2 separate regions of the Homo sapiens genome follow, and region 2 is linked to region 1. Evidence: chromatin loops called from intact Hi-C (ENCODE). Cell type or tissue: ovary. All regions are shown on one strand. Each heading gives the region's core, and the rest is flanking DNA. Links, peaks and the distances in the headings are about the cores only. Region 1 overlaps DAPK1 (death associated protein kinase 1). Region 2 has its middle 150 kb from the start of DAPK1.

The links. A loop is a pair of places that touch in the nucleus more often than their neighbours do. Peaks named below come from ENCODE experiments on the same cell type or tissue, not always from the same donor. Only the 100,000 strongest peaks of a DNase experiment are listed, where the experiment ranks them.
Region 2: a loop joins it to region 1, with 5 times the contacts of the local background. A loop is called at or near these places in 36 of 110 quality-filtered maps.

What each region holds. Positions count from the first base shown.
Region 1 is chr9:87,500,856-87,516,282 of GRCh38, reverse strand. The region is part of intron 2 of DAPK1 (death associated protein kinase 1); the gene reads right to left. Among named protein-coding and RNA genes, the nearest start is that of DAPK1, 11 kb to the right of the region's middle. RefSeq lists an enhancer at 13,632-13,691. In ovary, for the core only: no CTCF peak of the experiment used is centred there; no DNase peak of the experiment used is centred there; H3K4me3 peaks cover 687 bases; H3K27ac peaks cover 1,214 bases.
Region 2 is chr9:87,336,450-87,351,876 of GRCh38, reverse strand. No RefSeq gene overlaps it. Among named protein-coding and RNA genes, the nearest start is that of DAPK1, 150 kb to the left of the region's middle. RefSeq lists a silencer at 15,240-15,409. In ovary, for the core only: a CTCF peak has its summit at 8,693; a DNase peak (open chromatin) is centred at 8,876; H3K27ac peaks cover 1,530 bases.

The DNA of each region.
Region 1 (15,427 bases), core at 12,817-15,316:
CAACAGTATGGATGCTGCAACGCTGGCAGTGTGCAAGAGGATCTGGAATCCAGTAGAGACACAAGGGAAAAATTGGAGTAATGCTGGAGACAGAATCCCAGCTTCCACACCAAGGAGAAGGGCAGAAGCTGGGGGGCGGCAAGTACAGCCAGAGAGTGAACTCCAAGTTGGCATAAAACAGCAAGAGGCCACATTCATCTGCATCCCTTCAGAGGCAGGGATGCGCTGACTGGGATACAAGCCCATAACTGTACAACTCTCTGCTTTGTGTTCTCCCTGGGGATTCAGCTGAGTGTGCGGTGAGAGCTGGGAGCTAGGGAAAGGGGGGCAAGGGCACCCGCTGACCACTGCAGGGAAATGGGGGGAGGCTGGTAAGACCGACCTGCAGGAAAGGGTCATTAGGAGTGGGCAGGAGAGGTCAGCAGGATGGACTCTGAGAATGGGAAGAAAACGGCAGCTACTTGCCCCGCAGCTCCTGCTCAAGAGCACCCTGGTGGAAGCTGTTACCCACGTGGTCCCCTTTGTTGATGACCACAGATCCACAGAGTTGGAAGGGATCCTCAGAGGCTATCAGCTCAATTTCCTCCCCAAATCGGCAATCTTTTCCTCAATATCCCCACCAGGTGGGTATTTAGTGCAAACACTGCAGTGTCCACCACTTGTGACCTCACTTGCAGTCTGCTCTGCTATTGGACAGCTGAGTTCTTCCTACTAAGCCAACCTCTGCCTCCTCATGGCTCCCACCACTGACCCCCAGTGCCCCCAAAACAAGCCTATCCCCATCCAAAAGACCATCTATGTGTGTTTTCATGGGCTTCAGAGCCAGAGAGGCTCAGAGCTCAATTTCAGTTCTGCCACTTACTCATTTCAGCATATTAAATTATTTAATCTCTTTAAGCCTTTGTTTATTCATCAATAAAACAGAGCAGGGCTTAGCAAATCATGGCCCACAGGGTAAATCCAGACCATTGCCTGTTTTTATTAGAACACAGCCACACCCTTTTGGACACATAATGTCTGTGGCTGCTTTTGAGTTAAAACAGAGTTGAGTTGTTGCAACAGAAACCATGTGGCCCACGAAGCTTACCATATTTACTATCTTTACATAAAATGTCTGCCAAGCTCTGAAATAGAGGATCCCCATAAGAGGCTAGTTTGAGGAATTACATGCAGTAATATTTACAAAAAGATGCACATGGTGCTTGACTCCATAGCTAAGTAAAATACATTATTCATGAGATACTCGGGTTCTCCAGCTTTTGCCTTCTTTGGACTCCCCCAAGTTTGTCAGTGTCTCTCCCAGAACAGAACACTCTCATGTCCCAGATGCAGAATGACCTCAGCAAAAACAGAGAAAACAGAGAAACCAGCAACTCCCATTGCAGACATTCAATTTCTATGGTATAGACAAAAGCTGTATTTTCTTCTTAATGCAGTCACGAGGATATGGGTTCCATAGACATTTGTAATTATCAAAGCTCTCAGACTCTTCTCCAAAAGGACACTGTCATGACAAGTCTCCCTGCTGCTGAATTTGAGCAATTGCTTTTTCTCTCCAACTTAATTGTCTGGCTTCATCTTTGTATCTGTTACATTTAATCGTGTCGGGCTTTGTTCAATCCAACAATTAATGCGAACCCTCCTTCCATCATTCATTCATGTCACTCACTTAAATGTTCAATTTGGGGCTGGTTCTTGTGCTCAATTCAATAACCAGAAAACAAGTCACAGACCTAGATCATGGGAGCTTCCAGTCTTAAGGAAGAGAATGACATTTGAAAGTAATTATACAAATAGGTATGGAATTGCAGTGGCTATTTGAATGGAGAGGGAAAAGTGATTCAACAGGGCTCTGACACCCACAAGCCTCACCAGCAGGTTCTCCAGGTCATACCCATTGTCTGTCTCAGCCCAGACCTCTGGGACACAGGAAACTACGCACTCCTGGGACAGTCCATACAAATCAAAGTACAACAGCAACTGCCCTAGACCTCACGCTCAGACCATCTGGCAGCCTTTTCTCTCCCCTCACCAGCTCTGGACACCCAAGGTCAATATCTTCTCTCATCTCATTCCACAGGGGTGTTTTCTTTGCCCACTAGGTGCAGGCTCCTCCTTCCCTACACCAGCTCTAGCCTCCTAAGCACATCAGTCAAGACTGATCTCTCTTGATCTTGTAGTCCTGTGGTTCTCTACAGAGGGTGGGGGAATTTTGCGCCCCCTCACACATTTAGCAATGTCTGGAGACATTTTTGGCTGTCATAAAGAGTGTGAGGAGGTGGCTGTTACTGGCATCCAGTGGGTAGAGTCCATGGATGCTGCTAAACATCCTATTATAAATATCCTATCCTAAAATACAATGCACAAGACAGCCCCCACAACAGAAAACTATCCAGAACAGGCTGTCACTAATGCCGAGGTTGAGAACACCTGGTTTAGAGGAAGCAAGGCGAAAAACAGGCATTGAACACATCGTATGAGCCAGCACTGTGCTAGACATTTAAAACTTCTTTAAACTTCCCTTCCAAGACAGTGACAGTAGAACAGGACACAAAATGAGCTGCACCACCCACCACCCAATTTCCAGACATGGCTTAGCAGCTTGGGAGTCCAACTACTGCTTCCAGCATTTTAAAACACTATTCAAGGCCAATCATCTTTCTGAACCTCGGTTTTCAAATGTGAATTACAATACCTACCTCCAGCTGCTGGTCTAGAGTTCCTAGCAAATCTTAGTTTCCTTGTCCCCATTTCTTTCATGTCTTATTTCCAGTTTTCTCCAAGGAAGGCAAGGGTAGAGACATACATACATACCCACACTTGCACCCACCTGCTTACATTTTTACGTCGTCCACAAGAATCTGAATGAAGGAATGAAACCTCCAAGTCAAAACGCTCTCCTTGGCTGAACTCCAAAAAACATTTTTCCATGCTTCATCTCACTTCCTATTTAGGCTTTCCAATACTGTTGGTTGTGCAAAAGTCTGTCTATCCTACATGACTAGAAGCTTGCTGAGATAGAGGGCCCTGCCCAACACTGCAGCAAGATCATTCAGATATTCAATTAGCCCTTGAGGAATGAATAAATGATGGGCAAATATTACGGTTCAAATGACAGTTTCGTTTAACAGCCTATTTATGGTACCTGTTTATAGCTTATTTGTTGTCTATTTGTTAGTTCTCTTGATGTTTTACCTAAATTCACCTTATAGACCCAATTTCCAAGTATTTTCCTTTTCAGATTTTGTCAGTGTTATGTTACTTTTACAAACTAAAGATACCCACCCAACAAGCCCAAAGAACAAGAAATAATTCTTTAAAAGAAAGCAGCCTCTCGGCCAGGCATGGTGGCTCATGTCTGTAATCCCAGCACTTTGGGAGGCTGAGGTGGGTGGATCACCAGCCTCTGAGGTCAGGAGTTCGAGACCAGCCTGGTCAACATGGTGAAACCCTGTGTCTACTAAAAATACAAAAATTAGCTGGGCATGGTGGCACACACCTGTAATCCCAGCTACTTACTCTGAGGCAGGAGAATCTCTTGAACCTGGAAGGCGGAGGTTGCAGTGAGCCGAGATTACACCACTGTACTCCAGCCTGGGCGACAGGGCAAGACTCCGTCTCAAAAAAAAGAAAGCAGCCTCTCACACAGCAGCCATGTTTCTTGAACAAACTGGACCCCACTCCAGGGGAACAGAATGAGTACTTAGACATGTAAGTGGGCATTTACCCGCAGCAGCTGGCAGGGCCTCACCATTCAGTACATCCTAACAATCCAGCCTTTCAGCCACCAACCTAATGGGCTTTTCTTGGCACGGACAGTTCTGGCTTGGCAAAACACTCATTTTCACATCTTAAATTGGTACATGTCACAACTGAATGGAGCTTCAGGATCTGCTGTCTGTCTGACATGCTGCACAAGGCTTCTCTTGGTCAGGGACTCAGGTGTCCACACTCATCTCAGACTCCTTTCTCCATAAAGATCCATGAAAAAAAAAAATCAATTATTTGTATCCCTAATCAAATTCCCAGTGTCTTATTTGGCCACTTAAGATGGCTTTTAAGCCAGGTGTGTTGGCACATGCCTATAGTCCCAGCTATGCAGGAGGCTGAGGTGAGAGGATCACTTGAGCCCAGGAATTTGGGGCTGCAGTGAGCTATGATCACACCACTGTGCCTGGGTAACATAGCAAGACCTTGTCTCTAAAAAAATAAACAAACAAATAAATAAAAGATGGTTTCTCTTGAAAAAGCAAGCTAGAAAAATAAAATCAGGCCGGGCGTGGTGGCTCACACCTGCAATCCCAGCACTTTGGGAGGCCGAGGTGGGTGGATCACCTAAGGTCAGGAGTTTGAGACCAGCCTGGCCAGCATGGTGAAACCCCATCTCTACTAAAAATACAAAAAATTAGCTGGGTGTAGTGGCAGGCTCCTGTAATCCCAGCTACTTGGGAGGTTGAGGCAGGAGAATCGCTTGAAACCAGGAGGCGGAGGTTGCAGTGAGCCGAGATCGCGCCACTGCACTCCAGGCCGGGTGACAGAGTGAGACTCCATCTGGGAGAAAAAAAAACAAACCACAGACACACACACACACACACACACACACACACACACACAAAAGAAAAAGAAAATCTACCTTTCAGGAACTGAAGCACACTGCATTAAAAACACGAATTTATGTGCTCACATAGTCTCAGGTTCCCTGTAACACCAGGATGATATCCCTCAAAGCATTTCCAAGCAGCCTTCTTGCTGAGCAGCTAACTCCTCCTGGCTACAGAGCGGCTTTTAGTTGTCTCTGCTTCCTTAAATGCATCTCTTCCCATCTTAACAGATCCTCCTTAACATGAAGCTTTTCCCTCCCTTTCCCATGGTGTCTTGTGGACTTTGAAAAGGGTATCCCTTGAAGCTCTGCGTTCAGCAGCCAACTTTCAGATGCACAGCTAAATTCCTAGTCAATATGTTTCTTAGGAACCCTAAGCATCATCTAATGAGCACATAATAAGGTGGACTCACCAAGAGAGCTCGGCACATAAACTGAGTCCAGTCGGAAGGAGGCAAGGATACCTAGAAAAATGGAACAGACAAGCAAAGGCAAACTTGGCAGAATGAGCCCACCAGGCAAGCTGAGCCAAAGGAGAGACAGGCAGAGGAGAAGAGAGGGAGGAAGGATGAAACTGAGGAGAAGTGAGCCCTCACCCGCACTCTGCCTGTGGGAGGCCAGGGCAGGAATGAATGAAGAGGTAGGACCCGGGAACACAGATTCAGAAGCATGTTATACTGTCGCTCTCCCTCTCTCTCCCGTTCCTGCTCTGTCTTGTTAAATAGCGTCCACCTCTCAAGCACTTACTGTGTGCCTAGTACTGTGCCAAGCACTTTATACATATCACAGACATCCTCACAACCACCTTATGAATTAGCCGTGATGACTATCCCCATTTTACAGATGAGAAAAACTAAATCTCACAGAAGTCAAGTGACTTTCCCAAAGTAACAGCTAATGTGTTTTGTGGAGACAGGGATTTGGGTCCAAAGCCCTGAAACACTGTTCTAATTTCTGCATATGTACCTTTATAAGGCAACGAAATAAACATGGCTTACCGTGCACTTAGCTGAATTCCAACCAACACCAGAGACAAAAGGCCATGTTCTCTACCCTCAGAAAACTCACAGTCCACAGGGGAAGCCAATAATCCCACGCATAAGTCCCCTGTAATAAGAATGCCAAGTGGCCAGTTATCTACTCCAAATCGTGAAGGAATACAGGAAATCAGAGCAGGAGCCTTCCTGGAGGAGTAGCCTAGGACATGCTCTGGAGAGGTTGCCAGGAGAAACCGGCTGGGCCATTTCGCATGTGTATTTCCTTCTCATTCTCCAGGTTATTATAACTTCTCTCAATGCAGATAAGCATTATCTGCACTAAAGAGAATGTTGCTTCTAAAAGACCTACAAAATGATGGTTCATATTAATGAGTAATATTCTTAAAACAGGATCTACTCATTCAATGCCCAAATCACACTGAACAAAACCAAGGGACTTCCTGCTTCTCCATGGCCACGAGGCTGACATTACCCTGTCTGCTCCATACGTGTCAAGCGTTATCTCTTCCAGCCAACGAAGGGGTGGGGAGGAACGCACAGACTGACAACGTTTCATCCTGTAGATATTCCACTTGTGCTAATTCACTTCCTCTCCCAAACAATTGAAACGGATGCCTGAGGCTGTATGTAATGGAATATACGATGGAGCCTGGGGCACACCCTTATCGATTCTAAATGGGCGAACTGTAAATATATTCTGTTTAGTCCATCTATAGTGACTTAGTCAGAAAAAGGGCAAAAGCGGCCTGGCCGTGAGCTCACTGGTGCCACTGCCTCCATGAATGGCAAAGGAACGGAGCAAGTGAGAAAGAGGCCTCCTCCATGTGCTGTGGTGCAGAAGGAAAAGAAACCGCGATCATCTGACGCCAGAAGAGCTCCCAGGAATGAAATCTGTGAAAGATTCTGGCATCACTCCCAGCAGTTCACACACTGACTGTAGAGACTTTGAATGGCAAAGCCAATATCTAGGAAGACAATTTTCTATATTCCCATCCCAAGTGCACAGAAGAAAACGCTGGCAGGATGGCCGGGCGCGGTGGCTCACGCCTGTAATCCCAGCATTGTGGGGGGCCGAGGCGGGCGGATCACCTAAGGTCAGGAGTTCAAGACCAGCCTGACCAACATGGAGAAACCCCATCTCTACTAAAAATATAAAATTAGCGGGGCGTGGTGGTGCATGCCTGTAATCCCAGCTACTCGGGGGGCTGAGGCAGGAGAATCGCTTGAACCCGGAGGCAGAGGTTGTGGTGAGCTGAGATTGCGCCATTGCACTCCAGCCTGAGCAACAAGAGGAAAACTCCATTTCAAAAAAAAAGAAAAGAAAATGCTGGCAGGCTGTGCTTTCAATTATACTGATTTATAGGCCAATGAAATATTATTTTAAGGTAATAAATAACTTTTTAGCGCTTTTTGCCTTACCAAATTCCTAAGGACAGCTCTTCTGTGTATTATATACCATTCAGCATCTCCAACATGAGCAGCACCCATTAAAAGTCTGTTCTCTACAGGATACGTATACCTGCAGCGCCTGTAGCTTTGTTTTTATAAAGCCAAACAGCTTGTAATTCCTAGTCTATTAAATATTACACTCCAAAGGTTGCAGCCTTTCATCACTTTCCCAGAGACACACATTTCTGCTGCTTACCCATAAACCACAGATGGCCTCAAAAATTGAGCTTTACACAGAGGAGGCAAAACAATTTCGAAAAACTTCTCAAAGGAGGGTGGAAATATCGGAACTGAATCAACACTAAATTCTGACCTCTTCTCTCTGCCTGTCCCATGGTATCCTTCCGCCACTTTTTTTCTTGCATTGCTTTAGGTGTACCTATCCTCTCTGAGGCAGCCCAGTCCTGGATAGACATATGAGGTGCTAGGCAGACAGACAGGCAGCTCAAAGGAAAATCTAATCATTTTCATGAATGGGGAAAAAAAAGAATGGCATTGATGACTTTCTCTACATGTCTTTTTCACCTGGAAAATTCTATACTGTGGGTCAGGTGTCAGGGGTTGTAGTAAGGTCTCAAAAATCCTGACAATCGTGGCCGGGCACGGTGGCTCACGCCTGTAATCCCAGCACTTTGGGAGGCCGAGGTGGGCGGATCACGAGGTCAGGAGATAGAGACCATCCTGGCTAACACGGTGAAACCCTGACTCTACTAAAAATACCAAAAATTAGCCAGGTGTGGTGGCGGGCACCTGTAGTCCCAGCTACTCGGGAGGCTGAGGCAGGAGAATGGCGTGAACCCGGGAGGTGGAGGTTGCAGTGAGCCGAAATCGCGCCACTGCACTCCAGCCTGGGCGACAAAGCAAGACTCCGTTTAAAAAAAAAAAAAAATCCTGACAATCTTTCTAAGGTGAAAAGGAAAAGTTGGACCAGTGCGGCGACTCACACCTGTAATCCCAGTACTTTGGGAGACCGAGGAGGGCAGATCACCTGAGGTCAGGAGTTCCAGATCAGCCTGGCCATCATGGTGAAACCCCGTCTCTACTAAAAACACAAAAATTAGCCGGGCGTCGTGGCGGGTGCCTGTAGTCCCAGCTACTCAGGAGGCTGAGGCAGGAGAATCACTTGACTCAGGAGGCAGAGGTTGCAGCGAGCCAAGAGCATGCCACTGCACTCTAGTCTGGGTGACAGAGCGACACTCCGTCTCCAAAAAAAGGGAAAAGTTTATACAGTTTCAAAAGTAAAAGCAATGAACTAAGACATAACTATTCAACAATGAAAAGTAGTTCATTTTTGTAGGTGAAAATTTATAATATCAACTGCACTTAAAATATTTGCCAGCCAGCCTCATTCATCACATATTTCCTAAATAAGAATAATCAGGCAGTTTTGACAGAAAAATAAAATGTGTCCCAAAAGAAGTCCGTACCTCGAGCCAAATTTCCCAGCCAAAACCCATCAGGCTTATGAATATAAGTGCCATCAATATAAACTTTTCACACTTCAGAGATCGGCAGTTTACAAGCATTCATTTGCTCAAACATTATGTTCTTCGTCCAAAGTTGTATGTGTTTATAAAGGGAAAAAAAAAATCAACAACATTCTCCCAACCTCCTTCCCTCCCCTCCCCACCACTCTGGCATCTCTAATTATATGTTAGGTTACTGAATAAAATTTTTCAAGCTCACAACTGAAACATCGAAAGGTAGTACATAAGGTAAAAGCCCCGTGAACACCAGATGCGGTGGCTCATGCCTGTAATCCCAACACTTTGGGAGGCTGAGGCGAGCAGATCACCTGAGGTCAGGAGTTCAAGACCAGCCAGACTAACATGGAGAAATCCTCTAAAAATACAAAATTAGCCAGGCGTGGTGGTGCATGCCTGTAATCCCAGCTACTTGGGAGGCTGAGGCAGGAGAATCGCTTGAACCCAGGAGGCGGAGGTTGCAGTGAGCCGAGATAGCGCCATTGCATTCCAGCCAGGGCAACAAGAGCGAAATTCCGTCTCAAAAAAAAGGCCCCATGATCACTTCTCAGAAGTAAGCAACATTATACTTCAATGACCACAGTGTGATCCATATGCCACACCAGCTGTCAATGTCACCTAAAGACCAAAGTGACAAACCCGCGTCACTATTGGACCACGCTTGTCAGGTATCTCCAGAGATTAGTTACTATCACATGATTGTTTTGTTTTGTTTTGGATTGGGACAGAAGATAAAACACAACTATTTTAGGTTTTAGATTTTTTATTTGTAAAAACCCACCCAGCACATTAACTCTAGAGCTGGGATACAACTGTACTTACCTAAGAAAGATTTAATAGTTAGAGAAAGTTAGTTTAAATCCATTTTAGTTAGATGATGTGGAAAATCGGAGTGTCAACTTCTTTTTTCTTCCACCTTCTTCTAACTGCACCTTTAAAAAAATTCGTTTATAATAGAATGTACCCAAAGTCATACACTGAATTTATTATAATTGTACTGTCATATAACCTCTTTCAAGGCCGAGAAAGGATGCATTCCATTTGTATAATTTACCCCAACAAACCAGAACAAAACAATTAAATATTATCTTCCACATAAAGTCTCAAACAATCACACACCAACTCTAAGCTAGCCAGACTAGTTGTTGCGTAAGGAAATGAGAAACTGTTGGTCAGTGGCAGGTAGGTGCACGGGTCAGAGACAAGACTCTTAGACATTACATAACTCAAAAGTTAAATAACAATGAAAGTGTTTTTGGAGTTTTCTAAAAAGGTAAACCATTAACTTGGGACTTGAATAAAACTACGCCACATGTTGACATCATTCCAAACTGCAAGGCTGAAGCCATTTGGAAAAGGAAAGAAGGTCCCAGTGTGTCGTTAAGGCCTGCGAAAGTTCTGAGCTCAAAGGGCAGACCCTGTTGCCTTTGGCTGGGCTTCAAATGAAAACCTTCCATGAAGGGTCTACTATTTATCCCTAACCATTTTCTCCATGCAGATGCTGAAATAAATTGGCGCCAAATGGCTGCCTACTTCACCTCTCTTAAATATCAACTTCATCTGGCTTTCAAAGATGGAAAACTGCCAAATCCTAAATAGCACAGATAATGAAATAGGCCTGGCCCTGGGTTCTGGGTCCATGTCTTGCCACCTTTTAATCAGCTGCCTGGAGAAAGCCACTTGACCTGTCTAAACACAGGTGGATAAAATGTGAAGGGAGGCAATGCTGGTCACTCAGCCTTCTTCCAGGTCAAAGTCCCGGCCAGGCACAGCGAGAGGCTGACGCTTATAATCCCAGCACTTTGGGAGGCCGAGACGGGCGGATCACTTGAGGTCAGGAGTTCAAGACCAGCCTAGCCAACATGGCGAAACCCCACCTCTACTAAAAATAAAAAAATTAGCCAGGTATGGTGATGCATGCCTATAATTCCAGCTATTTGGAGGCTGAGACAGAGAATCACTTGAACTGGGGAGGCAGAGGTTGCAGTGAGCCAAGATCGCCCCACTGCACTCTAGCCTGGGCAACAGAGCAAGACTTCGTCTCCAAAAATGCAAAAGGCCAGGCACAGTGATTCATGCCTGTAATCCCAGCACTTCGGGAGGCCGAGGAGGGTGACTCACGAGGTCAGGAGTTCAAGACCAGCCTGGCCAAGATGGTGAAACCCCGTCTCTACTAAAAATACAAAAAATAAGCCAGGCACGGTGGCAGGCGCCTGTAATCCCAGCTACTTGGGAGGCTGAGGCAGGAGAATCACTTGAACCCAGAGGGCGGAGGTTGCAGTGAGCCGAGATCACGCCACTACACTCTAGCCTGGGCAACAGAGTGAGACTCCGTCTCAAAAAAACAAAACAAAATCAAACAAACAAAAAGACACAAACAAACAAAGTCCCTGAGCTCTCTGGGGTACTCTTCCCCAATGGAAACCACTCCCCTCTTGTCAGAAGAGTGGCTTCCTTTGTCTCATAATCAGAAATAAATTTCTACTAAAATAATATTCACTTAATTTATACAAAATGTTAGGTACTCATGGCAGTTGGCTAGAATGAAGGATGAAAGTTCCTAACACATTTCCCTGCTGAGTCAGGCAATGTGACCTTGACCATGCCACTCCCAGATATCAGATATCCAGCAGCTCAGCCCCTCACCCCTAATCATCTGGAAAGAAGTGGTCTGGATTACAACTCTGCTAGGAGGGAAGAGAACAAGGTGGAAGAGCCAATGTTGCCTCTCCTGATATAACACCTGTATACAACTACAGTCAGCCCTCTGGATCTGTGGGTTCTGCATCCATGGATTCAACCAACCTTGTACCAAAAATATTCAGGAAAAAACTGCATCTGTACTGAACATATACAGACTTTTTTTTCTGGTTATTATTCCCTAAACATTATAATGCTACTATTTAGTTAGCATTTACATTGTACTAAGTATTGTAAGTAATCTAGAGATGATTTAAGATATATGGGAAGATTACATCAGTTATATGCAAATACTATGCCATTTTATATAAGGGACTTCAGCATTTGTGGATTCTGGTGTCCCCAGAGGTCCTGGAACTAATCCGCCATGGATACCGAGGGATGAGTGCACTGGAATTTATCTGGACATCCATCTCTGTAGGTTTCTTATGAGTTTTTCATGGCTTTGCAGAGGCATATACCAATGATATGGGGCCTTCAGTTTCCTCATTGGCCGGGGAGACACAAGCTGAGGGTAAAAGAGCATGGGGGACCAAGAAGTGAGCTTCCATGTTCCCTGGCTTCCCGACCAATAAGCACCTCCACCTACTCTGTTCCTGGCCCCCTTGAACCTAAATTTGATGCCTGCCCTAGTAATCCAGCAACACACTCCCAGTGCCAGCAAGCAAGCATTCAACCAAACTGCCACTTACTAACACCATCATGCTTTCCCTTCACATCCTGGAAAATTATTATTAGACCTTCCTAAAATGTACACACTTTTAAAATCACTAACCGTTGCCTTTAATCTATGTAGCTGAACTTTATCTCTCTTAAAACTTTGGACCCTTTCCTATCAGAGGAAACATCTGAGAGCATTCTGAGTCAAAAATGCTAAGAGGAAAAATGTCACATTCAGCACAGTCCTATAAGGATGCAGAAACCCACCGGTGGCCTGCGGTTCCCATTTCTGAAGAAAAAACATGCCAGAAAGTCTCTCCCCTTCTATGAGCCACACAGGGTTGCCATTATTCATAGGACTGACTCCTGCAATCCACAGTAAACCGGTCTAGAGAAGCACTTGGACTGCCAGGGCTTATGACAATTTCTTACTTCAATTAAAATGCCTATGGATTTTATGCCGAAAGGGGAATGTTTTAAACTTGAATTATTAGCTTCCAATGACCATCCAAACCAATGTAAAATATTTAATGCTCCACTTCATTTGTTTTGTTTAAAACTGATCTTGTGCTTGAAAATTTTGGCTGCTGTGCTCATTACTGTTCAGCCACAAAGAATGCAAAAACAAGAGCAGTTTTTATTTTGATGAGCGGCAGCCATTATATCCTAAGTGTTCATCTTCACCACAAGCCATCATTTGTTGAGGCCCTAATACATACATATTCTTTCAAGTTGCTTTACATATATTGATCCACTCAGTCTAGTCTAACAGCATGCATTTACTGAGCGCCTTCTAAGTGCCATGCATCAACCTGGGCATTAGAAATAAAAAGTGAGGAGCAAGTCCAAGGTAATGGCCCCATGGAGAAAGCAGATCATCAAATAAGCAGTTACTATGCAATGTGGTAAATGCTGTGATGGAGAAAACAGGTTATTAAAAATAATAAAAATGATATATTAGAGGCCAGGCACAGTGTCTCTGCCCTATAATCTCAGAGCTTTGGAAGGCCAAGGTGGGAGGACTGCTTGAGCCCAGGAGTTCAAGGTTACAGTGAGCTATGACTGTGCCACTGCACTCCAGCCTGGGAAACAGAGTAAGACCCTGTCTCTAAAATATATATATATATACATATACACACACACATATATATAAAAAACATATACATATATATATATTTTAGACACATCACACTTAGTAGGTGTTCAGTAAATGCATATCTACCTGTAGACTAGAAAGACAGACTGCATGTCAGATGTTTAAAGCCACGTCTGTAATTCTAACAACACTCTACCAGGGTAGGTGTCTCCCCACTTTCCAAATGAGCATTCTCAGGTTTTTCCACACTGCACACTGCCTCTCTAACAGTATCAGCATCAGCATCATCGTTTGCATCTTACATCCCCATTCTGGTCTCAAAATTACACTTGCCAAACTGCATTAGCTCATTGAGGCATGCATTAATCCCAATATTGATCATAGATACCAATTTGCAGGAAGTCTATGAAACCCTGCACACCATGGGGAGAAAGGACCACAACAACTCCAAACCACAGGGCACACCCCAAAGAAACTCACAAGCTGGCTGCAAAGAGTAATACAAGACTAATAAACATGAAACAGGATAAACATGTCACTGGGCAGTCTATGGTCATGGACAAAGAGAGTCTCAGAGAAGTCACTTGACTTTAAAAGGGGAAACTCATTGTGGAAGGATTCATTAAGGAAGTAGGACTTAGGTCTTAAGATCATATAAGGTCAGATGGTGCAATAGGAAAGAAGGCCAGTCCCTCAGGAAAGCAGTGTACACAGAGAGGTGCCCAGGAGGCTCACAGGTTAGGCTGAACGACGGCCAAGGGTGTAACTAGAGCCCGACAATGGGGCAAGTCAGCCTGCAGCTGCCCGAGGTGCCAACTGATAAGAGATGCTAGGGCATCCTGGGGCATTAAAACACCTCGGTATAATAGCAGATTTATAAGAACTCCTCCCAGAGACTATTACACATCATGGAGGCAGTTCTTTGTTCCGCCTCCTGGGACAGAGGGTGAGACCCTAAAGGGCCTCCAGGAGCCAAAACTGAAGGCCACCAAGCACCCTTCTAAAGATAACAAGTGCATCTGCTGCAGGGACTTGCTTCTGCTTGGAGGGTGTGCCAGCTCAAGGCCAGGGCTGCATTATTCAGAATCATAGTGGAGGCTGAATGCTGTCAGCAACCCTTCTCCCCATGACCCTTTTCCTATAAGGCATCCCCTCCCAAAGCTGGTAAACAGAAACTTAAAGAATATTGACTTGCCGGCCAAGTTATTAGCTTGCCTGGGGCACCCAGATGTCTCAGCCAGTCTACAGATAATATCTATATTTGTTTAACTCTCTACTGCTGATCAACTACTTTTACAAGTTAGATTATTTTTACAACAGCAATGAAAAAAGCACTAAACCTCTCATAGAGGAAAATCCTGAGTGTCAGAGTGGGTAAATGGCCTGTTCAAGAAAACTGGCAAGTTGCAGAGCCAGGTTTTGGACCAGGGTATCTGTCCAGTGGCCCATCTGCTCTATTACTGCTGCAGATGGACTGCTGCAATAGTTGCAATACTCTATAAAGTTCCTGACCGTTGACAGAGAGCTTTTACAGAAGTCTTAGGCAGTACACACAAATACGAACATTTTCAATTTTCCTAAAAGTAAAATAACATTAACAATAATACTTGTACTCTACTTCTTCAAAAACCCATCTTTCCTCCTGGCTATGTACTTTGTCTCACTACATTTATAAGGTAAGTGAATCGTTATTATTTAGATGACTGCTAAAGATATATAAGTAAAGTCTTTTTTTTCTTTCTTTTTTTTTTGAGACAGAGTCTCGCTGTATCACCCAGGCTGGAGGGCAGTGGCGCGATCTCCATTCACTGCAACCTCCGCCTCCCAGGTTCAGGCGATTCTCATGCCTCAGCCTCCCAAATAGCTGGGACTACAGGCGCGCGCCACTGCGCCTGGCCAATTAAAGTCTTAAATCTTAGATAATTTTTTTTGTATTTTTAGTAGAGACAGGGTTTCACTATGTTAGCCAGGCTGGTCTTGAACTCCTGACCTCGTGATTTGCCTACCTCAGCCTCCCAAAAGTGCTGGGATTACAGGTGTGAGCCACCTCGCCTGGCCAAGTAAAGTCTTAAATCTTAGATACTGGTCTACTAGTAATTCACTGCTTAGAATGACCTTGCATTTGTGCCACATATCTGCCCATTTCCATTTTCCTGCCACCAAACTCCTGCCTCCACTCCCAATCTTCCCTCAGTGACACGTGATGTCATATAAGCAGCATCTTCCTACATGTCCATTTTACATTAGGACTTGTTTTCAGGAAGTGGCTACATCCAAGGCAGACATAAAATCAGGACTTGAAAAATTTTCCAAAAAACAATCATTCACTCATTTTTTGGCAAAAACAATAGCAGTTATACAAGATAGATGAGTCTGTACATTTCATTTTTAAAAACTTCAGACTTCCAGTTTTTCAGAGCATTTCTTTAAAATTCCTAGG
Region 2 (15,427 bases), core at 7,522-10,021, 160 kb after region 1:
CACTTCCTTCAATCTCCTTTATCAGAGCACTATTCTATTTATGACTTCTTGTTTTGTTTTTAAAATAAATTTTACTGTGCATATTTAAGGTATACAACATGATGTTATGGGATACATACAGATTGTAAAATGGTTTTATAGTGGAGCCAATTAACATATTCATATTCTCACATAGTTATCCATTTTTTTCCTTTTCTGTGGCAAGAGCAGCTAGAATCTACTAATTTGGCAGGAATCCCAAATACAGTACAATTTGATTACCTCTAGAAATCATGTTGTACATTAGTCTTCTAGTTTTGTTCATCCTACACGTCTGCTACTTTGTGTCCTCTGACCTACATCTCCCCATTTGCTCTTCCCTCAACTCCAGTAATCACAGTTTAATGCTCTATCTCTGTATTCACATATGACTTTTTTTTTTTTTTGAGACAGGATCTCACTCTGTTGCCTAGGCTAGAGTGCAATGGTGTGATTATGGCTCACTGCAGCCTTGACCTCCTGGGCTCAATCAACTCTCCCACCCCAGTCTCTTGAGCACCTTGGATTACAGGCCCACCCCCTGCATGCCCAACTAATTTTTGTATTTTTTTTTTTGTAGAGATGAGGTTTTGCCATGTTGCCAAGGCTGGTCTCAAACTCCTGGGCTCAAGTGATCTGCCTGCCTCTGCCTTCCAAAGTACTGAGATTACAGGAGTGAGTCACCACATCCAGTCCTCTTTTTCCTTTTTCTTTTAGATTCCACATGTAAGTGAGGAGATAATGCATATTTTTCTTTCTGTGTCTGGCTTATTTCACTTAGCATACTGACCTTCAGTTTCATCCATGTTGTGGTAAATGACACAATCTCCTGCTTTTAAATTTTTTTGTTTTGAGAGAGAGTCTCGTTTTGTTGCTCAGGCTGGAGTGCAGTAGTGTGACCACGGCTCACTGCAGCTTCAACCTCCTGCACCCAAGCAATCTTTCCACTTCAACCTCCTGAGTAGCTTGGACCACAGACATGCCACCACACCTGACTAATTTTTAAATTTTTAGTAGAGATGAGGTCTTGCTATATTGCCATGGCTGGTCTTGAACTCCTGGGCTCAAGAGATCCTTCTGCCTCAGCTGCCCAAAGTGCTGGTATTACAGACATAAGCCACTTTGCCTGGATCTTTCTTTCTTTCTTTTTGTTTGTTTGTTTGTTCTTGAGACAGGGTCTCACTCTTTCGCCCAGGCTGTAGCGCAGTAGTGTAATCACAGCTCACTGCAGCCTCAGTCTTCCTGGCTTAGGTGATCCTCCCACCTCAGCCTTCTGAGTAGCTGGGATTGCAGTCACAGGCCACCATGCCCCACAAATTTTTTAAACTTTTTGTAGAGATGGAATTTTGCCATGCTGCCCAGGCTGATCTTGAACTACTGAGCTCAAGCAATCCACCTGCCTTGGTCTCCCAAAGTGCTGGGATTATAGGCTTGAGCCACCACGCCCAGCCTATCTCTTTCTTTCTTAAGGCTGAATAATACTCTACTATATAGAATATTATTATACCTGTTGGCAATTTTTATGTCTCTTTTGGAGAAGTGTCTATTCAGGTCTTTTGCCCATATTAAAATTAGGTTATTTGTTTTTCTACTGTTGAGTTGTGTGAGTTCCTTGTACATTTTGAATATTAACTCTGTACCACATACATGGTTTGCAAATACATTTTTCCCAGTCAACAGGCTGACATTGTATTTTGTTGATTGTTTACCGTGCATAAACTTTTTAGTTTGATGTAGTCCTATTTATTTATTTTTGCTTTTGTAGCCTGAGCTTTTGGTGTGATATTTGAAAATTAATCACCAAGGCCAATATTCAGATTTTTCTCTATATTTTCTTCTAGGCATTTAGTAGCTTCAGATCTTACATTTAGGTCTTCTATCCTTTTTTTTTTTTTTTTTTTTTGAGACCAAGTCTCGCTCTGTTGCCCAGGCTGGAGTGCAGTGGCGCAGTCTTGGTTCACTGCAAGTTCTGTCTCCCGGGTGCACGCCATTCTCCTGCCTCAGCCTCCCGAGTAGCTGGGACTGCAGGTGCACCACCATGCCCGGCTAATTTTTTGTATTTTTAGTAGAGACAGGGTTTCACCATGTTAGCCAGGATGGTCTCAATCTCCTGACCTCGTGATCCACCCTCCCAAAGTGTTGGTATTACAGGCATGAGTCACCGCGGCTGGCCACTTTTATCCACTTTGAATTGATTTTTGTGTACGGTGTAAGATGACAGTCCAATTTTATTCCTTTGCATTTGGAAATCCAGTTTTCCCAGCATTTTTTATTGAAGGGATTGTCCTTTCCCCATTGTGTTCTTTTGGTACCCTTGTCAAAAATTAGTTGACTATATGTTTGGATTCATTTCTTGAGGCTCTCTATACACTTTCTCTGTTCTATGGGACTGCTTTTATGTCAGTATCATACTGTTTTGATCACAATAGTTTTGTAATATGATCTTAAATCAGGAAGTATAATGTCCACAATTTTGTTTTTTCTTTTTCAGAATTGTTTTGACTATTCAGGGTATTTTGTGTTTCCATATGAATTATAGGATTGTTTTTCTGTTTCTGTGAAGAATGCCATTGGGATTTTGATAGGGATTGTGTTGAATATGTATTTTGTTCTGGGTAGTATGGACATGTTAACAATATTAATTCTTTCAATCCATGAGCATGAAATATCTTCCAATTTACTTGTGCCATCTTCTGTTTCTTTCATCAATGTTTTATAGTTTTCAGCATATAAACATCTCACTTCCTTGGTTAAACTTATTCCTAAGTATTTTTTAATGCTATCATAAATGAAATTATTTTCTTGATTTCTTTTTCAGCTAGGTTGTAAGAAATGTTGTTAATCTTTGTATATTGATATTATATCTTGTGACTTTGCTAAATTCATTTATTCATTTAATTTTGGATATTAACTTCTTATCAGATATATGATTTGCCAATACATTTTCCCCAGTCCACAGGGACTGTACCTTCTGTTCTAACAGATTTTTTTTTTTTTCTTTGGTGAATTCTTCTGGGTGTTTTACGTATAGGTTCATGTTATCTGCAAAGACCCCCACCTATTAATATCATCAACTTGCAGCTTAAGTTCCAACATATGAATTTTGGAAGGACATATACATTTAAGCCATAGTAACATCCAAATTTTACCAACATTCTGTTAATGCATGTTAACATGCATAATTCAGCCAATTTCAGGATGAGATTCTGCACTGGGTTTTCAGCAATCTCAGCTCTGCAGCTGCAGAGGTTAAGGGTATTTTTCAGGACACAAAAGAAGCTTTCAGGTCATTTATGTGGCTCTTGAGCTAGCAATTTGAATTTCTAAGATGCATCATTCTCTTTCGCCACTTTGTCCAGCAACATTAGGAGTAAACAGCCAACTCATTATATTAATAAGATATGCAAAAATGTTCAGAAGTATTACATACACAGTTACCCAGCTCCTTGTTTTTTATAAGTGGTCGATTAGGAGTATTCAATAGAGGTATTTAGTGTATCTCTATTGACAGATCACATCGTAGACTATCAGTGTTCTCCTTAGTACTGAAAATAGAGTCATTACTGTCTATACATCTAATCAGTATATTCATTTTCTAGGTGGTAGAAATTTGATCTCCACTGTCAGTACATCTGAGTAATATTCTGTTATTAAATGAATGGATTATTATTTATATCATTGCAATGTCTTCACCAAGTTGTCACTTTATTAAAATTAGGATTCTTGGTGGTAGCCAAAGGCTTGCTTTTGACACAGGTTGGTTGCTAGGATTTTGTAGGCATACACACAGTAGTAGTTCAGTAATTAGTTATGGAGCACTAACTGGCTGAATTGTATCCCTCCCAGTTTTATATATTTACATCCTTACCCCAGTACCTCAGAATATGACTGTATTTGGAGATAGAATCTTTAAATAGATAATTACAGGTCATATTGGGTGGGCCCTAATCCAATATGACTGTTGTTCCTATAAGAAAAAGAAACGTGAACATAAACACACACAAAGAGATCATGGGAAGATACATGAAGAAGATGGCCATCTGCAAGCCAAGGAGAGAAACCCCAGATGAAACTAACCTGCCAACACCTTGATCTCAGAAAGCTAGCCTCCAGATTGTGAAGAAATAAATTTCTGTTGTTTAAGTCGCCTAGTTTGTGGTACTTTGTTATGGCAGCCTCAGCAAACTAATACACTAACACTGAACACTAGGAAATCATCCTGGGGAATCAAAATCATTGAACCTTGGAGTTGGACTGCCTGGTTCAGCATATCTTTTCTTTTTGTAGAGATGAGATCTTGCTATGTTGTTCAGGCTGGACTGCAGTGACTATTTACAAGCAAGATCATAGTGCACCACGGCCTTGATCTCCTGGACTCAAGTGACCCTCCCACCTCAACCTCCTGGGTAGCTGGGACTATAGATGCACACCAGCCTGGTACAATATCTTTGACATATAAAATATTCAGGCTCCTTTCTTCCAGGGATGGAACAATTTTGGTATTTCACAGAAGTCTCAGGCAAGGATATTCGATTTGTCCCTCAAACTCTGTAGACAATGTCCCCTCTGTGGGTATGTGGCTCTCCTGTATTTATTATCATCTGCTATTTCTCTTTTCTTTTTTCTCCTTCTCGGAGACATTCCCTCTACTTTCAAAAGTGAAGGCACAAAATCACTTCTCAAGTTGGGCCACTTAAAGCTGCTCCCAGCTGGAGAGCAATAACAGTATTTCTACCAACTGTGCTTAGCCACTCAATCCATATGTGAACATTCTAAGTACAGTGCACTATGGCAAGTTATATTATGGCTCATTCAATTCAACCATAGTGTTTTGTGTGCTTACTGTGTGCCAGGCACAGTGCAATGAAAGTGGGATGCAAAGAGGAATGAGATGCTATACCTGCCCTTACAGAGGTCAATTACTCAAATACCTCAAGGTACTCTGGTGATAGTAAGTGGGAAATGATACAACTGTTCCTGTGATTATTTATCAGGAGACTTAGTGAAATCACCTGGTGATGGATATTGAGAGATGGCTTTCCTCTGCCAACAGATGTACAAGTGTATACCTATATACACTTGCTTGTGTGTCCCTTGGAGCCCCAATGTGTCTTCCTTTTAAAAGTACACCAGAATAAGAGACAAGCTCAGAGAAAGGTAAACGCATAAATCTGCTCATGGAACCAGAATTTCTTACACATTTTCCTGGACCACTCTGGGTTTTATAATTTAAGAAGTTCTTTACAATGTTCTAGGTACTTAGCATGGCACAAAAGGGCACATTCTTTGCTCCCAATGCACTGCATACTACAATGTAGAGAAAACGGGAAACCTCTCAAACAAAGAGCCAGGAAGAGGCAGGAGCTGTGCTGGAGGAGCAGAGAAGTGGGAGGCAAGGCAACTGAGAGCCGGTACATTGTGCACCGTCTGGGGACATGCAGGAGGGGGAAGCAAGCCTGCAATTTTTTTTTTTTTTTGACTTTGGAAAAGGAATCAGGAGCTATTTCTTGGTTTGTGAGCTTTGCTATGGTTTCAGTTTGCCCTCAGAAGGTTGACAGTGTGGGTGGATGGCATTGTTTGGTTGTAAAGTGGGGCAGCAGTTGGTGAGTGGTTAATTTAAGAGTCACGCTCTGACAGAACAACCCATGTGTCCTTTCCCATATGCGTGGGGGAAAAGAGCCAGCACTGCATTCACTGTTGGAATTGACTCTGTGTAGCTGGGATTAGCAGCTCTGTTTTGCAGAACACAAAGATTTAGAGAGTTAAAGTAAATGCACCAAGGTAAAGCTGGGGACAGAGGTGCAATTTTAATTTAGTTTAGGCTGTGCATCTTCCACTGAAGAATTGTTTTGCTTTTATTTATTATTATTCTTTAATGCTAAAGAGAAGAGATTCAATGGTGTTCAGCTGAGGGGAGAAAGAGAGCATATTTGTGGCCCCCCCTGCACGGTCTGTGACTGGGTCCAAATTTCCCTGGGTCAGCTCCTTCCTGGAGCCACTCCTTTCTGCTGTGGCAACAAGGTCAGCAGGGTGACCCTTGTCCACTCACACCTGGGGCACAAGACTCCATGTTGGAGAACCTTCAAGATGGCGGCGAGTCACCTTGGTGACTGATAGGATGTAGGGCCCTTCTTGGAGGCTCTCCTCAGGCTAGGATAGGCTGTGCAAAGAAAATCCTGATTGGTCTAAAATGACTGTTATTTTGGGAACTATGCAGAGAGGTATATGACAATTACTGACTCAGACATTTTCAAAGTGGTGGGATTCTCTCTTCATGGTTTTGTTTGTTTGTTTGTTTTTAGACATAGGGTCTGGTTCTATTGTCTAGGCTGGAAGTACAGTGGTGTGATCATAGCTCACTTCCCCTCGAACTTCGGAGCTCAAGCGATACTACTGCCTTAGCCTCCCAAGTAGCTAGGACTACAGGAGCACACCACCATGCCCTACTAATTAAAAAAAAAAGTGTAGAGGTGGGGTCTTGCTGTGCTCCACAGGCTGGTCTCAAACTCTTGGGCTCAAGCAATCCTCCTACCTTGGCCTCCCAAAGTTCTGGAATTACAGGCATGAGCCACTGCATGCAGCCAGGATCCTCTTTTCAAGTTAATGGATGTGCTTTTCCCCCAGAGTCCCCATTACTATGTGCCCCCTTCCCACTGCTGCCTAATTTGAGAAACAGCTGGGGCATCCAATACCACCACTGCACAGAAAGATGAGGCCAGAGCCAGAGGGAAATGATGTTTTTCCCCTTAACTTTCATGTTTTCAAAGAAGAGGCTCTTAGAATGATATACAAAATAAAGAGGGCAACAGTCTTGTGCATCGTGGGCAACACAGTAGATTTGAGAGAACACAAATAATATGGGAACCAGGGTTTCCTCTTCTTCTTTCCACTAGGGGGAAAAAACCCCACAAAAACCAAACAAGCAAACTTCCTGGACAGAGAAGTGGAAAAGGAGAGAACTTCGTAAGGTCTGTAGGGAAAGCATGAGGCCCTAGTGAACCCTACGTATAGGAGTGCCATCAAAACTCAAAATCACCAGCCTCCCCCTCGAGCCAACATCGTCAATCACCAGCATCCATGTAGGAGCTAAGAAGCATCTGATAGCCACCTGTGTAGTGGAACAATGTGATCACACTTCCCATTGGCTTCTGGTGAGGACCGCATTTTGATAACGGTCACAACTTCACAGCTCATTTTGATATCTGTTCAGCAGGAATGTCACATGTTTGGACTCTGAGCCTTTTTAGTCCTCATTTGACTTAACCCAAGTGTAGAGTCTCTGCTTCCATTTTCCCCAGATGGAGAGTGGAGTCTGGGTCTAGACACCTAGAGAGGGCCATGGGGAAGGAAATAAGAGTCTCTGTCTTAGATTTGGATGGGCTGAGAGGGACCAACTGCAAAGGACATTAGGCTTTTCTCTCATCCCCTGTATCATCTTCCTCACATGAAGAAATTTCCACGGGTGCTTTCTAAGGAGCCACATTCCTCCAGGCACAAGAGTAGACAGACATCACGTTGCTGAGACATTGGCTCACCTGTTCCTGTTGCCCTCAGAGGGCCAGCAGAAATCTGTTGCTAAAGCTGGCTTTTGGCACTAGTGCTTCAACATTTTATGTGCTTAAAATTCCATCTGTGCATGTTCAGACATGACCAGAGTGCTTGTCATTTCTAGTTCAGCTCAGCCCTCCCAGGGCTTGGGCTTGGAAGAAGAAAGGTTTCCTCCCTCTCCCTCGTATACCTACTCTGCTTAGCAAGTAACTCCATCTGCCCCAGACTTGCAGCCTGGGACTTGTTGACAAACTTGGGCAGTTTCATTATTCCCACCCAGTACTTACTTGGAATAAGCCAGGAGCTGCTGGAGGAGCCCTGCTGGCTGCTGGATGAAGATGGAAGCCCTTTAGGGAATGGTGAGCTGGACCGGGTTATTGGTCACACAACCCAGGAAAGGAGTCACCGCTGGAGACTCCCTGGGAAGCCAGGACAAAATATCAGCTTCACTCATGTGAGCTGAGATCCTAAAATTCAAAGCACTGGATAACAAATGGAGGGGATGTATAGTGGGCTGGAGATGCACCACCCACATCCCCATTCACAGAGGACCTGCTGCCCGTGCTACTGGAGGTGATGTCGGCGGACAGTTCTCAGCTCTTGGTTCCTTCTGGGTGGCCTCAGCTACAGACAGCTGCCTTGCCCAAGAGCACACTCTTCCCTGTGTAGGGCAGCAAAATATTCCACACCCAATTATGCCATTTTGGCATAAGGATTATATTGAGCTGAAGACAGTGGAGAGGAAGCAGATACAAGAAAAGCTCTCTTCCCTTCTCCTATTTGGCTAAAAGCAGAATATAAATTTGTAAAGGTGTTTTCCTCTCCCTTTTACCGGGAAAGACAGAAATTAACCACCGAGACAAAACCTGTGTCAGTCCAGAGACGGCACCATGAGGGCTATCCAGAATTCAAGGATGGGAGCAGAGCTTGTTCTGGGCTTTGATTTAGGGAGAGAGGAGGCAAGGAGAAGGCATTCCGGGCAGGAGCCTGGCACAGATGGGGCAAGTGGTTAGTGAGGTGCTGATGAGGTTAGCAAGGGATGAAAAGCAGGTAGGGTTAAACCAAAGCTGGGCGAGGGGCCTCTTCGCGACCCTTCCCCACCCTGTGGCTGCTTTCTGTAACCACTGGCACTGTGTGCTCCAAATACTCTCATTCCTGCTCCTTTTCTGGTACCTTCTCGGAGTCTCAGCTGCTGCCATTCCCCTGTGCTCGGGCCTTCACCTCCTGGCCTTTTTCTGTGTGCTCACTGCTGGGGGAGCCCAGACATCGTGGAGGAGTCCCAGCCCAGTCCCTCATCGGCAAGCCTGCCTTCCTCACATCCCAGAGGGCATTTCCAGCTGCACAGATGCACTCCAGCTTGCACCACCGGCACCCTGAGGTCAAACTCCTCCTTCCCTCGAAAAAGAACTTGGCAGACTCCCACAATCTCATTATTTTTTCAGGCTCTTGAGCTGGAAGCCTTGGGTCATCTTCGCCTGCCTGCCTTCCCTCCATTCCTTCCTTCCTTCCTTCCATTTCTTTTCCTTCCTTCCTTCCTTCCTTCCTTCCTTCCTTCCTTCCTTCCTTTCTTTCTTTCTTTCTTTCTTTCTTTCTTTCTTTCTTTCTTTCTTTCTTTCTTTCTTTCTTTCTTTCTTTCTTTTTCCTTTCTTTTTCTCTTTCTCCAGTGCCTCCTCCAAACCATCACAAAAATCATACAGCTTCTTTCTTAGATATTTTTTCTTTTTCTTTTGTACCTCATACACCAGCCCTAGGGTACCTGCCTCAAATTCAGCCTGTTCCCTCATTCTTGTGCCCCAAGAAATTCATCAGGGAGGACAATCTAGAAATCTATCTCTCTCTATATATATTTAAGTACCTTTCTTTTTTAAAAAATTTTTATTTCTTATTTTCTTTAACTTTTAAGTTCCAGTGTACATGTGCAGGATGTGCAGGTCTGTTACATAGGTAAACGTGTGCTATGGTGGTTGGCTGCACAGGTCAACCCATCACCTAGGTATTAAGCCCAGCAGCCAATAACCATTCTTCCTGATGTTCTCCCTCCCTGACCACAGGTCCTAATTTGTATTGTTCCCCACAATGTGTCCATGTGTTCTCATCATTTAGCTCCCACTTACAAGTGAGAACATGTGGTGTTTGGTTTTCTGTTCCTGTGTTAGTTTGCTGAGAATAACGACTTCCAGCTCTATGTCCCTGCAAAGGACATGATCTTGTTCCCTTTTATGGCTGCATAGTATTCCATGGTGTATATGTACCACATTTCCTTTATCCAGTCTATCATTGATGGACATTCACGTTGATTCCATGTCTTTGCTATTGTGAATAGTGTTGCAATGAACATATGCGTGCATGCATCTTTATAATAGAATGGAAATATATTTTTCAATAACCTTCTAGGTGATTAATTTGCCCTGCGCTGAAGTCAGGATAGATTAGATTATGCTCCTGTAACAAATTCATCCTGAAATCTCAGTGGCTTAACATAATCAAGATTTATCTGTTTCTTATGCAAATTCCAATATGAGTAGGGCTGCCTCCTTCTTGTAGCTACACCACCTGGAATGGTTGGTGCCCAAGATGTTAAGACTGGGAAGCAGGAGCTGAAGGGATGTTTCTAAGGATCAGGACTGGAATTGGCTAGAACTCAGTTACATGATCTGAACCAAGCTGCAAGGGAGGCTGGGAGGTGCCCAGGGACTTCTCAGGAGGAGGAAACAGTCTGCAGACATCTGCTGTCTCTAGGATATATCTGGGTTTCTCTCTCTTCATGAGTATGGCTGTTCTCTGGTGTCCTGCAATGGCCTCCCTCACTCACATCAACTTATTGAGTCCTTGGTTCTTAGAGTTAAAAGAGCCAGGCACAGCATTCTCTTCAAGCAACACAGGGCAGAGAAGCAAACACCTCACGCTTGTTTGTCAGAAAGGTCTCCCGGAATCTCTGCTTTAGCTGCTTAGTTTGTTCTGAAATCCTCGGGATTTTCCCCCCAAGTTCTCTGGAATTTCTGGCTGATGAAAACACAACTTTCTGGGGGTTCTCTGAAGGAAGATCATCCTGTTGTGACTTCGGCTTTGGAAGATAAATTGAGTCAAAGCAAAGAAGAGCTTAGGGATGTGGACCAAATGTTGCTAGGGCAGGAAGTCCTTTAGATAGGCACAAACAACCACTTCTGAACAGTTTTGTCCATCTTGCCTGTTAAAGAAAAACAGTCTGTAAATATCCAGTCTAGTTATTCATGCTCTTTGGAAGACAGCACAGTGGGGCAGTGAAGAGTGGGGCTTTCTGTAATAGATTGCCTGGGCTTGAATCATAGGTCACTTCTTTCTAGTGGCATGTCCTTGGACAAGTTGCTTCACCTGATGAAGTCTCAGTTTTCTCATCTGTAAAAAAGAAGGAGCAATCATTCCTATCTCCTTAAGTGAGGTGGATATTGAATAAAATGATCACTGTTTGACTTAATGTAAGGCAATAGAAAGGAAGTTCTCACTAATGTTGTTATAAATCCTTGTTTACTCTTAAACTTGAACAACTTATCTCTTATTTTTGACAGCTTGAAAATGTTGATTTCAACCACACATTTAGGGCATTTACCTTAAAAAATGTACTCTGCACATTCATTCTTATAGACATTCTGTGACGAAAGAATACTGTCATCCTAGGGAAGGAGCAAGTCTGCTCAGGGTTGGCTGGGAGAATGGAGCTCCACAACAACTGTGGGAGAAAAGCATTTATTGCCCTTGCTACACATCAGTGATCCACGTTTTCCAAATTGCAAACATTTTATAACCATGCCTGAGGCCGGGATGAAGACTGCCTCTCAGATTGACCTCATCTGTAGTGCTTTCTGCTTTTGCTAGAGCCGGGGTGCATGGCCTAGGCCTGGTGCTGCCTCTGCTTTTGAGAATTAAATGGGAAGTATTGGGGGTGAGGGGGTGGGAGGTGTATACTCTAGGGATCCAAGTTATTGTTGCCACGCCCACTTGCTTTTTTCCTTTCTCTTTTTGATACCCCAGGTGATGGGAACAGCAAGGCAAGGTGAAATTAACAAAATGAAGGACTGCTTGTGCCTGGTCTACAAAGTGACATTGCTTAGCAGCAGGGTCTCTCTGTCTTTGCGGTGCATGGTGGATTTTTGTTTCTTCAGGCTTTGCTTTTTTTTTTTTTTTGAGATGGAATCTTGCTCTGTCACTAGGCTGGCAGGCAGTGGCACAATCTCGGCTCACTGCAACCTCTGCCTCCTGGGTTCAAGCGATTCTCCTGCCTCAGCCTCCCGAGGAGCTTGGACTACAGGCTTGAGCCACCATGCCCGGCTAATTTTTGTATTTTTAGTGGAGGTTTCACCATGTTGGCCAGGGTAGTCTCGCTCTCTTGGCCTCCTGATCTGGCTGCCTTGGCCTTCCAAAGTGCTGGGATTACAGGCGTGAGCCACTGAGCCCAGCCAGATCAGGGTCTGCTTTTTCATAAAGGCAATGCGGGTAGTGGGTGGAGGTGTGAGGGTCCTATATGGGCCATAAAGAAAGAGAACTGGGAGTCTGGGTGCAGTAATGGGGAAGATCTTACAGTGAGTAGATTTTGCTCTAAAATAAAGGAAACACTGGCTAAATTCTTTTCCTTGCAAGAGTTAGAATAGAACATGGTATGCAGGAACTGCTTCTGTTTTCTTGTAAAATAGTGCCAGCAAACTATTCAGGTCATTTGCTCGACAGTTTTTCTCTTAAAAAATTTAAAATGTTGGGGCCGGGCATGGTGGCTCATGCCTGTAATCCCAGCACTTTGGGAGACCCAGGTGGGTGGATCACAAGGTCAGCAGTTTGAGACCAGCCTGACCAACATGGTGAAACCTGGTCTCTACTAAAAATACAAAAAAATTAGCTGGGCGTGGTGGCGGGTGCCTGTAATCCCAGTGACTTTGGAGGCTGAGGCAGGAGACTTGCTTGAAACCGGAAGGCGGAGGTTGCAGTGAGTGGAGATTGCGCCACTGCTCTCTAGCCTGGGCAAAACTCCGTCTCAAAAAAAAAAAAAAAAAAACAACTTAAAATGTTGTTATTGTTAGTCAAAAAATTTCTTTTTTCTCTTAAATTTTGTTTATTTCTAGGGCTGCCATAACAAAGTGCAATATTCTAAGATTTTGTTTGTTAATTAACTTTCCAGTTCACAACTCACATTTCTTAACATTTCAAATGTAAAGTTAGCCTAGAACAGTTGTACATTCAGTACTATCAGAATTTACAAGCTTAATTCAACGACATCTAGTTTCAAATAGCTGCAGTACGTATTTTCTCTTTTCAATTATGCATTCACTCTCTATTCTGATTATTTCAAGTTATGCAAATCAAGCTAGAGAAGAGATTTAATTTAATCAACTGTGGGTTTGCCTACACGGATTTGAATATTAGCTGTCGTCTATATGTAAATGACAAGAGTGAAGAGAACCTGTTGCTAAGCACTGTGACCAATTCCTGATGCAGTCCTTGAAGGTTAACCTTGTCAGACTGTTAGGGAAACAAGAGCATAGGAGAGTCAGAGTCACGTCATTTGAAGTTCAGCTCCATCTTGACACTAATAAGGCACATTCCTTGCTGGTCACAACCCACAGCCCTAAGATGTTTACAGTTCAGAAAACAGCTTGATGATACCTGCAAGGACACACTCCTATGACAATGGAATGTCCAGATGTCCCAATATCCATAACAATGCATGCTTCTAAGGTAATTACACGTATGATTTGATGTATTTACACACTATATGACTAGGAGAGTTTTCTTTGAGTCAGCAAAAAATAAGCAATTTTGCCATGCTGTCAGCCCACCTGCACAGAGACATAGCTTATCTTTTGCATAGAAAAGACCCCCATGTAAGAAAAACAAAACAAAGATGAAGCGTTCCTCCTCTTGCTTTCTGAGGATCCCTACTCTGTAACTGCGTATCTTTCAATCAACTCTCTCTTCTCACTGCACTCTGCGACCCGCCTTACATTGTTTCCTGCGTGAGATCCAAGAACCCTCTTGGGGTCTGGATTCAGGACTCCCTTTTCTGGCAACAAGACCTCAAAGCCAGACTCAAAAAGTCAGATTGGTTGCGGGAGATTGCTCGGTGTGCTCTGGAGGAGGACACCTCCCCCCAGGTCCGGTGACTGGGGGGATTCTAAAAACCAGATGCTTTTTTAGACATCTGCCTGTCGTTTATGGTTTATGAGATAGAAAGATTGAACAGGAATATGAGAGAGGAGTGAGAGATCGTTTCTGCCTACAAAGAATTCTCCATTCACTCAAATGAAGCTGCGTTCTTTGCATTCCAGACCGAGAAAGGAGGCTAAGGTATCCATCCCCCGAGGAAAAATAGGAGACTAGATACTTGGCGCTGTTAGCAATCTGGGAGGAGCGAGAAACCTTCAAATCACACAAAGGGTCAAGAACAGGGAAATCATCAGCCGAGTGAGTTCTCAGCAGAGGACCACATGAGAAAGGTGGCCACCCCTCTAGCCAATCATAAACAGAAGACTCACTCCTTAAAGTGCGAACATGGCTCTTTGGTGGGGAGAAGAGATAAGAGGTGGATTTTTACGGGGTTTATAAACACACCATCAGCTCATCTTGAAGACGCAAGAGAAGTTTTCAGGCACAGATGTTGTTTTGCTTTAGGAAGCTAGCGATGTGTTCTTCACAGGAAAGCTGACCAAATCCCAGAATTAATTATTCATTGTCTCCTTCCCCCCTCCCCCCCACACTAAACTGGGTCAGGGAGAGAGTTTCATATTTGTGTTGCTGTTACAGCGCCAGCTCAGAAGTAAAATGATTGGCTGAGACTTGGAGCTTAACAATTAACGTTAAATACAGGCAGCTGGCTGTGTTTTGCTTAAAAGCCACAATCAAGGAATCTGGCAATCTGGAATTTTGTGATGGCTGATGCCTGTTTGTTTTTTTTCCCCCCCCATTTGCACAATTGCGAGTCTTCTGGGAACTTTTCTTTTACTGACACTATGGTTTTGCATGTTTAAAAAATTGGCAGACATCCTCGGAGGTAACGCAAGGTGCCTCGGTGCCATACACAGCCAAGGTGTGCAGTTCCGCGGCCGCATGATTCATAGTTCTGCTCTGTTTGGTAAAAACAAACACTGAAGACGCGTTATCAGTTTATTAGTACAATGTTTAATTGTGCTCTTTTTTTTTCTGTTCTCACTCCGTTAATTGCTCATAAATGGGAAAACAAAAAGGATTGAGTCCTTTTAGCGGTCGGGCTGCTCTGGAGGTGAACTGTATTCTATTGCTTCTAGGGCCACCTTGTGGACAACAAGTGTATTTAGAAATTAGACTTACAGGATGGATTCATTGGGAAAGCGTAGTAGACTGGTAATATGACTTTGGAATTCTTGGTTATAAAATCTAAGTATAATGATAATGACTTAGTTTTTATTAGAAGAACATTCCAGAAAATGTCCTAATTTAGGAAAGGCTAGTAATTGTGGCGAGTATGGAAATCTACCCATCACCATAAAATATATAATGATAATCCAGATTTTATATTTTATAGTTTATTATCAATCATCTAAATTTCCTTACAATTCTTTCATGTGCTGGGGGTGGAGAAAAACCCAGGAGAGAGAGAGAGAGCCTGTTTCTCAACTATCTCAGTATTTCAGATTTCTTGCTGTTTTCCTCACCCCGCTAGATGGCATCTGGCTGCATGAAAGAAGTGACATAACCTTGGGGTGGTGGGAGGAGATACTGTGTCCCTGAGCACCAGTCCTTCATCTGCTAGTTGCAGATGGGCTGGGCCTTCTATGGGTCTCTGCATGGAGCTTGTTGTGTGCAGCTGGTCCCTTCTGGCTGCATGTCAGGTAGGGGTCATGAGTCCCCATGTTCCACA